Linked DNA regions of Mus musculus: region 1 is linked to region 2. The links are chromatin contacts, found by Hi-C in ENCODE. All regions are on one chromosome and are shown on one strand. Each heading gives the region's core, a stretch centred on a gene start or an enhancer-like site at or near the end of the contact. The rest is flanking DNA. Distances are from core to core; before and after follow the strand shown.

Region 1 (4,825 bases), core at 2,008-4,507, 190 kb before region 2:
ACGGTTCTAGTTGGGTTCACAGAGCCTGCCACTGTGTCTGGTAGTTCATGGCCCACAAATATTTGTCAAATATATAAATAAGTTCTCCAGATTGCGCTAAGGCCTGTTTGGCAGGAGGCAGATAAGGGATCTGCAATAAAATTCCCGGTGTAGTTCAGTAGTCTATTTGCCATTAAAAAAGGGGGTGGGGTGGGGGGAAAGCTGGAAAAGAGGATCCAGATTTTACCGAATAAAGCTGAGATTAAAAGAGTGGTGCACTTGGATATGTGAGGAAATCAATGTGCGTCAAGGGACTATCCAAAGTTTCAAGTCTTCCACTCTTAGATTTAAACAGCTTTCACTCGCTCTGGTATATTAAATATTTACTTAATAAAGTATTTCAGGAGCCCATAGTTCCTAGAGCCTTCAGGACTTCATGTCAATTTCTCTTTTGCCTCAATTTGCTTCCAATTTGATTACAAGTCCTCTTTTTTTGTTTCATGAAGATGCCATTTTTACAGGTTAAGTCATTCTGAAACACGTGCAACTCTTCCTAACTTTTGCAGGTCAAGGGGGGGAAAAAAGACCACTCATTGAGAATGAAATATGTAAGTGTTTAATTTTAAGAAGCAGTAACAAATCATAACAGGCAAGATCTCTTGGATCTAAGCACAAGACAAAATCTAACTTCTTACGCAACAAGCTAGGCTATAAATTATAATCATTCACCAATCACAGTGACGTTCCGGACTTTGCCCCATCAATCAATAGATGCTCCAACGTTACCCCTTAGAGATGCCAACTCAAGCCTGAAATATTCCATTTGCTTGAAGCTGCCTTAGAAAAGCCAAATGCCAAGCTTTTATTGGTTTCTATTTTTGTGACACACGCCACCCCACCCCCCAAAAAAGAATGAGAGTTGAGAAAAATCAGAGACTCCTGCACTTGGGCGAGTGATTAAGTTAAACAGGGCAACCTCTAGGGCTCTGCCCTAACCAAGCAGTGTGCATCTGTCTACCATGCAATCAACCACCTTCTAAAAACAGTAGGCTAAACAAACGGGTCCCTGCACCTGCCCTTAAGCACCTTAAGTGCAGGCTGCTAACTTCAAATGTTACTTGCAGTCAGTCGATATAAAAAAAAACAAAAACAAAAACAAAAACAACCAACAAACAAAACTAATAAATGACTTCAGGCATGACAACAAGCTCCCAAGCTCCCGTGATTCCTGAAAATGCACAACAGGAAATGTAACTGTCCTCCACCCTCAGGAGCCATTCATCAAGAGCAGCCCGGAGTCCCAGCCACAGGGAGGCGAGTGGCAGAAAGCTAACCCCAGGACTACTTTGCCTCCCTGGTACAGACACAACCAAGGAAGGACAAGGAGTGCCCACGCGGGAGGGAGGAGGGGACAAGAAACATGTCCCCCAAGTTTCAAACACACTGGGCTTAAGGACCTGCAAACCCGCTCGCAAACGAGTGACAAGGTGGCCTGCCAATCCCAGGGGTCTTATTTACATCCGACCACCAAGGATCTCGCCTCCACCGACTGATCCGGGCGTCTCACCTGGGGCCCGAGCACAGTCCTGGCTCGCGGCGGAGGCTACTAGCCTCCTTCCCTTCCCTGCTCCTAAGGGGCGAGGGACTGAGGGTGGCAAACGGTCCGAGAGCCGGGGCCCAGCGGACAGCGTCCGGGGAGCCGGGGCCCTGAGCTCTCGCGAAGGCTTCCCGGGCCGCTCAGGGGAGCCGGCCCCCAAGGCCGAGCGACAGGGACTAGCTGGGCACCGCGATTGGCCGCGGCCCGCATCGCTCGCCCAGAGAGCCGGGCCGGCGGGGCGGAGAGGAAGTGGTGGCTGCCGCTCTGCACCAACCATGTTCGGCCGGCGGGCGAATGTCACCCGGCGCCCGGAGCGGGTCGGAGGGCACAGGGCGGGCACTCATTCCCACCACGTCCCGGAGACCCCAAGCGTTCGTCAGCCTCACCCCCAACCCCATGCTAGCCCGCCGGGCGCCGCTCGGTCCCCGGAGGTTCCCCGCCCCCACACCTCGCCCGTTCCGTAGCCAAGGCGGGTCGGGGCCCAGCGCGCCAGGCCGGCCCCGGGGGCGCCCGCGGGGACCCGGAGGCACTCGCAGCTAGGCCGCGCCGGGGTGGGTGACCCCTGAGCGCGGAGCCCTCCGGGGACGCGCCTCCGAGGCGCCTCACGCGCTGGGACAAGTGCAGTGACAAAGCCCGGAGGCCAGGCCAGACGCTGGCCGGCGGGGAGGAGGACGCGACGTTCCTGGCGTGTGGCGGCGGCCCAGTCCCCAGGAAGCCGGGCGCGCCGGCCAGGCCCGCGCCCAGCCGCGCGCGGAGCCCGCCCGGCCCGAGTGTCCACTGGCACCAGACGCCGGTCACCCGACCCCAAGCCCCGCGGGCGAGCGCATCCTGGGACCGCCTTAGGGCAGCCTTCAAGTTTACAGTGGTCACTGCCCGGGCACGGGCATCTAGGGACCGCGGGTGCCAGTCTATTTACACCAGAGACCGCCGGGAAAGAAGGGCCGCTGGGCACCGAGAAGAACCCGGTTCCCTTCCTCGGACCTGGTGGCGACAGTGTCTGTAAACACTCATACACATACAACACACACACACACACACACACACCAATTTTATTTTAAATGAGGCCGGACTCCAACGGACCTGTACCCACAACACACGACACCTGGAGCGCAGAATCACACAGAGCAGATCTGTGTCCATGGAGCCACCTCTTCTCATCTGCAAATCCAAAAGTGAAATTAAACCTTCACTAACCTCCTCCTCCTCCCTCTCTACCTCCTCCTCTTTGCAGCCTCAGCAGCCCCAGTACCAGCGGCAACAGCAGCAGACCCCTGCTTCCCCTAAAATCAGATGATCCATAACTGCGCCGACTCTTCCTCCAAAAATCGGTATTAATATTTATGAACCCCGGCATTTTTCCGTCTGCAAAACATCGTGTCAAAGCATCAGGACGCACATACATACATAGCTCCTCCTGTCCCCGTCAACATGCCCTCGAGAGAAAACACACGCACAGCCACAACTATTATTTGAAAAAAAAAAATGTTACCTCTCAATGTGCTTTTTTTTTTCCACGCTACCAATACAATCCCGCAAGGTGTGAGTGTTGTTAGGGTGTGTAAAATGGAAATGAAAGCCCGTCAGTTGAATAATCGCAGGAGCAAAACTAAAAGTTAGTCCCCGGCTTGCCTGAGAACAGTCCAGATCGAAAGCAAAACAAGGAGAGGAAACTGCGAGGAGCCGAGGCTGGAAATCCCCCCCACCCCCGCCCTCTCCCGGCCCCGCTCCCTCCCTCGCTCCCCCTCCGCCCTCCTCCCTCCCCGCCCTTCCTCCCCAGTGTTTGTTTCAAGCTTGTGCAACCCGGAGGTGGAGGCAGAGGGAGGGCTCCAGCCGCCAGCCTGGAGGTGCGGAAGTTCGCCGCCGCTGTTCATTGGCGGCCGGCACGGCTTTCATCATTTCTCGGAAAAGTCAATTTCATTTTCACTTCCCCACGTCGCGGCTGCGGGGAGCAACAAGCGGCAGCGCGTGTGAGCGTGGGGATCGCGCCGAAGGGCGCGCGCTTTTCACCGGGGCCACGCTGGGACTGTGGGGCACCAGAAGTGGTGGACGGGGCGCTGGCTTGGGAGCTGGCCACCAGCTGGTGGTGGCCGTAGGGAAGGAAGGAGATGACCTGACTCTACATCCTACCTGAAGGGTGGAGATGGACCAGAGAGAGCCCCGGAAGCCTGGGGACCCTTCCCGACCTGTGGCTTAAGTGCTCAGAACCGCTGTGCACAGGCTGCATATACAAACTCATCTTGGAAAGTCGCCCGCTGCAAAGGAATGTAAGGAACGAAGTCAGCTGAAAAGACGGCATTACTTGTGCCCCTACTTTATTGGATCTCCTACTGGGGAACGGGGGGGGGGGGGGGGTTTGAGGGGGGTTGAAGGGCCAGCCTGGCACTCAGTGTGGAAGCTAGGATGGTTAGGAAGGCCTTCCCCTAGAAAGTCACTCTCCAAAGTTACTTCATGTCTTTGCCATAACCGGTCCAGTTCCTGCAAAATGCAAGGGTTTGAGTTACATGAACTTAAACTGTCTTGATTGGGACTGAACCTGGAGGGAACGCTGCCTGTTAACTCCTAAATTTGGCTGTCCTTATTGGTTGAACATCCTTGGCTGCTGTCCTCTGTGCTGTTCCGTGGAGACAATACTGAATGCAAGAAGAGGGCCCAGTACCTATGACAGGTGCAGCGGCCTATGGGCTCTACTAGGCCAGCTCGCTTGGAACCTCTTGCTGTTTGGTCACTTAACTTTAAAAGTATTCCCTTACATTTAGTTACACCTGCTTCTTGCCTGGCTTACAGTTTCCTCAGCCCACCACCTGCCTTCTCTAACCACTGGGGAAAGCATCCCACCCTAGGAGACTGTCACTATCTATGTGTAAACATCTGAAAAATAATTCTACCTCCTCTTTGCCATAGAATTAGTGGATTCCACAGACAGGGATAAAGGAAAGTATGCATGCCCTTGTAGAAGGAGAGCAGTGAGATTAAGGACCCTGTCTTGTGGCCTCAAAATAGATCCTTCCTGCACAGTGTCCTTTATTTCTCCCATAATAACACTGCACACTCCTTGCATTTATATTTCATATATCAGTAACCACAGGGATATACACACTGCATGGTAGTTGTATGTCTTTACCCACCAGGCACCTAAGTTAAAAGCCTAATAACCACAGGTCATTATTTTCTGGCTTTGTGTGTGTATGGGTGAGTGTGGTACATGTGTGCATGTGTGCATGTGTACTCACGGAGGCCAGAGTGTCCTGC
Region 2 (4,445 bases), core at 247-2,746:
GCCTGAACTCTTTTCCATCTGACTCTTTTTTTTTATGATTTGTTTATTTTATGTATAGGAGTACACTGTAGCTGTACAGATGGTTGTGAGCCTGAGCCTTCATGTGGTTGTTGGGAATTGAGCTTTTAGGACCTCTGCTCTGCTCGCTCCGGTCAACTCCACTTGCTCAGTCCCTGCTGGCTCTAGCCCAAAGATTTAGGTATTATTATACACAAGTACATTGTAGCTGTCTTCAGACCCACCAGAATAGGGTGTCAGATCTCATTACGGGTGATTGTGAGCCACCATGTGGTTGCTGGGATTTGAACTCAGGACCTTCAGAAGAGCAGTCAGTGCTTTTACCTGCTGAGCCATCTCACCAGCCCCTCTACCTGTTTCTTGTGTGTGCTCCAAAACCAGAGAAATTCCCTTCTAGCTGTGGGCTGGAGTCCTGGAGCAGTTTCCAAACTCTACAGAAACCTCTTTCTTTCCTAAAGGAAATCTCTACAGTAACCATTTTATATAATCTTTGCTGTATGCATCCGTGTGTTTTAGGAGTGATAATGAACAGATTTCATAAATTCCAAGCCTCAAGATGTTGAAACAACAAAAACCACTGGTTTGGCAGATCAAGTTCTAAGCTCCTTTCCCTTGCTCAAAGGTGGTGGTGGCTCACGCCTTTCATCTCAGCACTTGGGAGGCTGAGGCAGGTGATCTCTAAGTTTATGGCCAGCCTGGTCTACAAGAGTTGAGTTCCAGGACAGCCAGGGCCACACAGAAAAATTCTGTCTCGAAAAACCAAAAAAGGTAAAAGCACAAACCAGCATGCCCTGATAAGCTCCTTTGCCCTTTTTAAATCTTCCTTCCCACTGCTCACCGAATGTGGATTCCCCCACCATCTGTGTCCTGTGGTAGCTACAAGCATCATCTTCCATAGGTAATCCTCCCACGGAAGACTTCCTACGCAGAGGAGACCTTTCTATCCAAATCTCTACCAGGCTTTGGATGCGCGCCAGACACGCCCAGAATATCCTTCGCCAGGAGTTGGTGGCGCTAACCTTTCGGGCCGCTTACTAACTTCTTTTCAGATGCACACCTCTTATATAATGAAAAGATCCATGAAGCACTCTGAATGTCCTTTAGGTATTTAGGCAAGGCCAGCCCAAGCTCTAAACAAGCAGCTGCCTGGTCCCTCGCTAGAGATTTCGTTTGGCTTCCGTGTTTTCTATTACGAAAACAGCTGCGTCTTAGAAATAAAAAGCAATGTCGACAGACCAGAAATGATTACTGTTAAATATTTGCTTGTCACATGAAAGCGACGCTGGTGTCTGAGTTCCCCTACCACACAGCTTGACTCCTGGCTCTAGGATTCGGGGCTGTGGGAATTGAGGCCGGGTCAGCGAGTCTCTGGGACGGGTTGAGCCCATCCTGGGCGGATTTCGGGGCGGCAGCACTTACCCCGGGTTCCCCGAGTATCTCAAACTTCTCCTTGCAGCCATCCTACCGTTCCCAAAGGCAGGGACTCCAAACTCGCGCCTAGCCGGTCTTGCTCTGAACAGCCAATCAGAGCCTAGTCCTCGCTATGCTCCGCCTTTTCCGGGGCGGGGCCAGAGAGCGTCCTGGGCGAGAGCACGATGAAATCCAGGCCTGGAAAACACCCAACAGCGGAGCGGAGTCCAAAGCAACCGGCTTAGCTGCTGCAGGCTGTCTCTCCCGCTCTCGCTCCGTTCCGTAAATTTAGAACTCCCCGGCCTCGTGGGCGGGTAAATGACCCGGAGCTGGTGTGGGTGTGGGTGGACCCGAGCCAGCCGCCAGCGGATCCAAAACTCCAGTGCTTCCGGGCGGGCTGTTAGTTGATGGACTACTGTCAAATCCTTCGCATTGCTAAATGCAGATGCCGCTTTTAGCTCCCTGTAGCAGCTCACTGTTGAACGCGACACGTTATTTGTCCTCCCTTCCAGGTCCTTCGTAAAGCGGGAAGGTCCCTTCTGGATCCATACTCACGATTCTTTTGTTTTTACATTTTTCTTGTGGTACAAAAGAATGAAAAATTGATTTAAAGGGATCAAAGATATAAGAAGTAAAAAAAACGGCCAAACTCAGAAGAAAACTGAATCAAGACGTTGGACTTGGCAATGAATTTTTTTTTAAGATTTATGTGTATCGATGCAAAATGTTATATATTTATTATATATACGCATATGTATGTATATATACACACACACACACGCATATATATATACACATCCGTGGTCCCAGTGGAGGTCAGAGGAGGGCATCAGATACCCTGAAACTGGAGTTACAGATAGTTATGAGGCTGGGAAACTCTGAGGTCTTTGGCAAGAGGCTCCAAATGGCTGAGTCATCTCTCCAGCTCCAACAATGATTTCTTGATTAACCTAAAACACAGTGGTAATGAGAAAGGCCAGAAATGGGGGTGATGGGAGAGATAGATGGTTGTGTAAAAAAGGTGGATGTATTTAAACACTTAAAATGACTGGAATAAAAAGCTGAAATGTCCAATTTTATGTTATAAATTTTATCACAATAAAAATATGAATACAAGCTAGGCAGTGGTGGTGCTTGCCTTTAGTCCTAGAGGCAGAAGCAGGTAGCATGGCCTACAGAGTGAGTTCCAGGACAGCCAGGCCTACACAAAGAAACCCTGTCTCCAACAAAGGGTATTTAACACTGTAAAAATAAAACATAGACACCTATATTACTGAATCAGAACATAAAATGTAACAGTTCTCTCAGACTCTTCCATGAATGGCCCTTTTCACAAACCATACGGTTTTTTTTATTTGTCTTTAGCATTTTTATGCTTTTCAGCCTCGATATGCCTCTGTGTATAATCATTGTATATTTCTATCTCTATAAATAACGTTTGGTAGGTTTTCTGCAAGTATCCTAACCAAAGCCATAATTTTTAAAGTGTCCACATCTGCATGCAGCTGTAGTTCATTCATGCTGCCTTTGGAATTCATTAAGTAACTATTTGCATCGCTTTTATTCCTCTGTGCTATGGGTACATCAATGTTTTCTATTTACTATTCCCGACAGCACATCACCAGGAATTCTTACGCACATCTTCCAGGGCACTTGTCTGTGAGTATCTAGGGTCAGTAGAGATACCATGTAAGATGTAGTCGTGGTCAGCTTTGCATGACACCAGGTTTTGTACATTGTTTTGTGAACTGTAGACTGTTTTCTTTACCCCTCCCTCCACTCTGCCTACTCAGTAAGTTCTAAAGAGTTTCACATCTCCTGTCTACTGAGATGAAACGCTTGTGTTTATGACGTGCGTTTCCCTCAAGGTTATTTCTGTTTCCTCGTCATCGAAAGGTGTGCGTCCTCAATTACCCAGAAACCATCTGGATGACTGCCAGAGGAGGGCAGATCACCTTGTGGGTATTGCAGGAAGTTCCTCATGGATGGGTAGAAACGGGCTTCCTGGAAGCATGGAAAACTGGCATACTATAGAGAGCAGAGGTAACTCCATTTTCTGGGAAGGGAGATGTGGATAAACCTTTTATGCTTTGGAGTTGGGGAAAAAAGAAACCACTCGGGTGCTCAAACAGGAAGGGGACTCCTCCCTCAGTGGAAACGAGCAAAACTCATCCAGATAGGTTTAAATCATTAAAGTTCTGAGTTTGTGTCACGGAGACGTCCAAGGATAGGATGCCTGTCACGCTGCTTTCTCTGTTTGATCCCAAGTTTCTAGAGGTCACTGGAGCTCTGAGGACATTGTCTTGACCTTTCATCAACCTTAACCTCAGGCTGGGTTCTATACCACCACCACTTCCACCACCTCCACCAGAACCAGCACCTGGATTTGCTCTGACCCGGGCACTGTTCTAAGTGTTTAATTTCTATCAGCTCATTGAATGCTCTAAGTAGCCCTCTGTGGTGGGTACCATAACCCCATTTTATGTCTATCAACACTAAGGAACAGCCCCATCAGTAGCTAACAGATCTGCCTGCCTTTTCTTGAGCCAAGGCTCTGGATCAGGTCTGTACCTGGCAGCTATGCTGTGTTTCAGGTTTGAATTCCACCATTCATTCATTCATCCATCCATCCATCCATCCATCCATTCATTCATTCATTCAGTGTGAAAGCCCAGAATCCTCAGGAAGAGGCCCAGCATACATGTGCCTGTCTATGTTGCTCAAGCTTTTTCATAGGCCCTATGCATGCTAGGTAAGCACTCTACAATGGTGTTACCTCCCAGGCCCCCTTTTTGCTTTTAATTTGAAAGGTATTCCCACTTAAGTTGCTCAGGCTGCCTTTGAACTTGTGATCCTCCTGCCTCTGCCTCCTGACTAGCTGGGTTTACAGGCTTGGACCACCAGACCCAGTCAGAGTACTAATTGAAATGCTATTTATAAACAAACAGCTTTTGTGGGCACATAGACATGTCAGCATTAACAATCATGCTACTCAAAGCCAATTCTTGTGGCTGGAG

The links. Hi-C counts contacts between places; a loop is a spot of excess contacts on that map.
Region 1: a loop to region 2 is called in a map of T-helper 17 cell, with 2.1 times the contacts of the local background. The contact joins the promoter of Irf2 here to the promoter of Cenpu in region 2. A Hi-C loop is called at or near these places in 2 of 37 maps with a recorded cell type or tissue (T-helper 17 cell and v-Abl transformed pro-B cells).

What each region holds. Positions count from the first base shown.
Region 1 is chr8:46,738,177-46,743,001 of GRCm38, reverse strand. Irf2 (interferon regulatory factor 2) reads right to left here and starts at 3,257. Exons shown (of 9, transcript NM_008391.4): 1 at 3,066-3,257. It overlaps Gm16675 (predicted gene, 16675), which reads left to right and starts at 3,487. Exons shown (of 3, transcript NR_045750.1): 1 at 3,487-3,840.
Region 2 is chr8:46,549,120-46,553,564 of GRCm38, reverse strand. It overlaps Cenpu (centromere protein U), which reads right to left and starts at 1,496. Exons shown (of 13, transcript NM_027973.4): 1 at 1,438-1,496. The coding sequence starts at 1,478.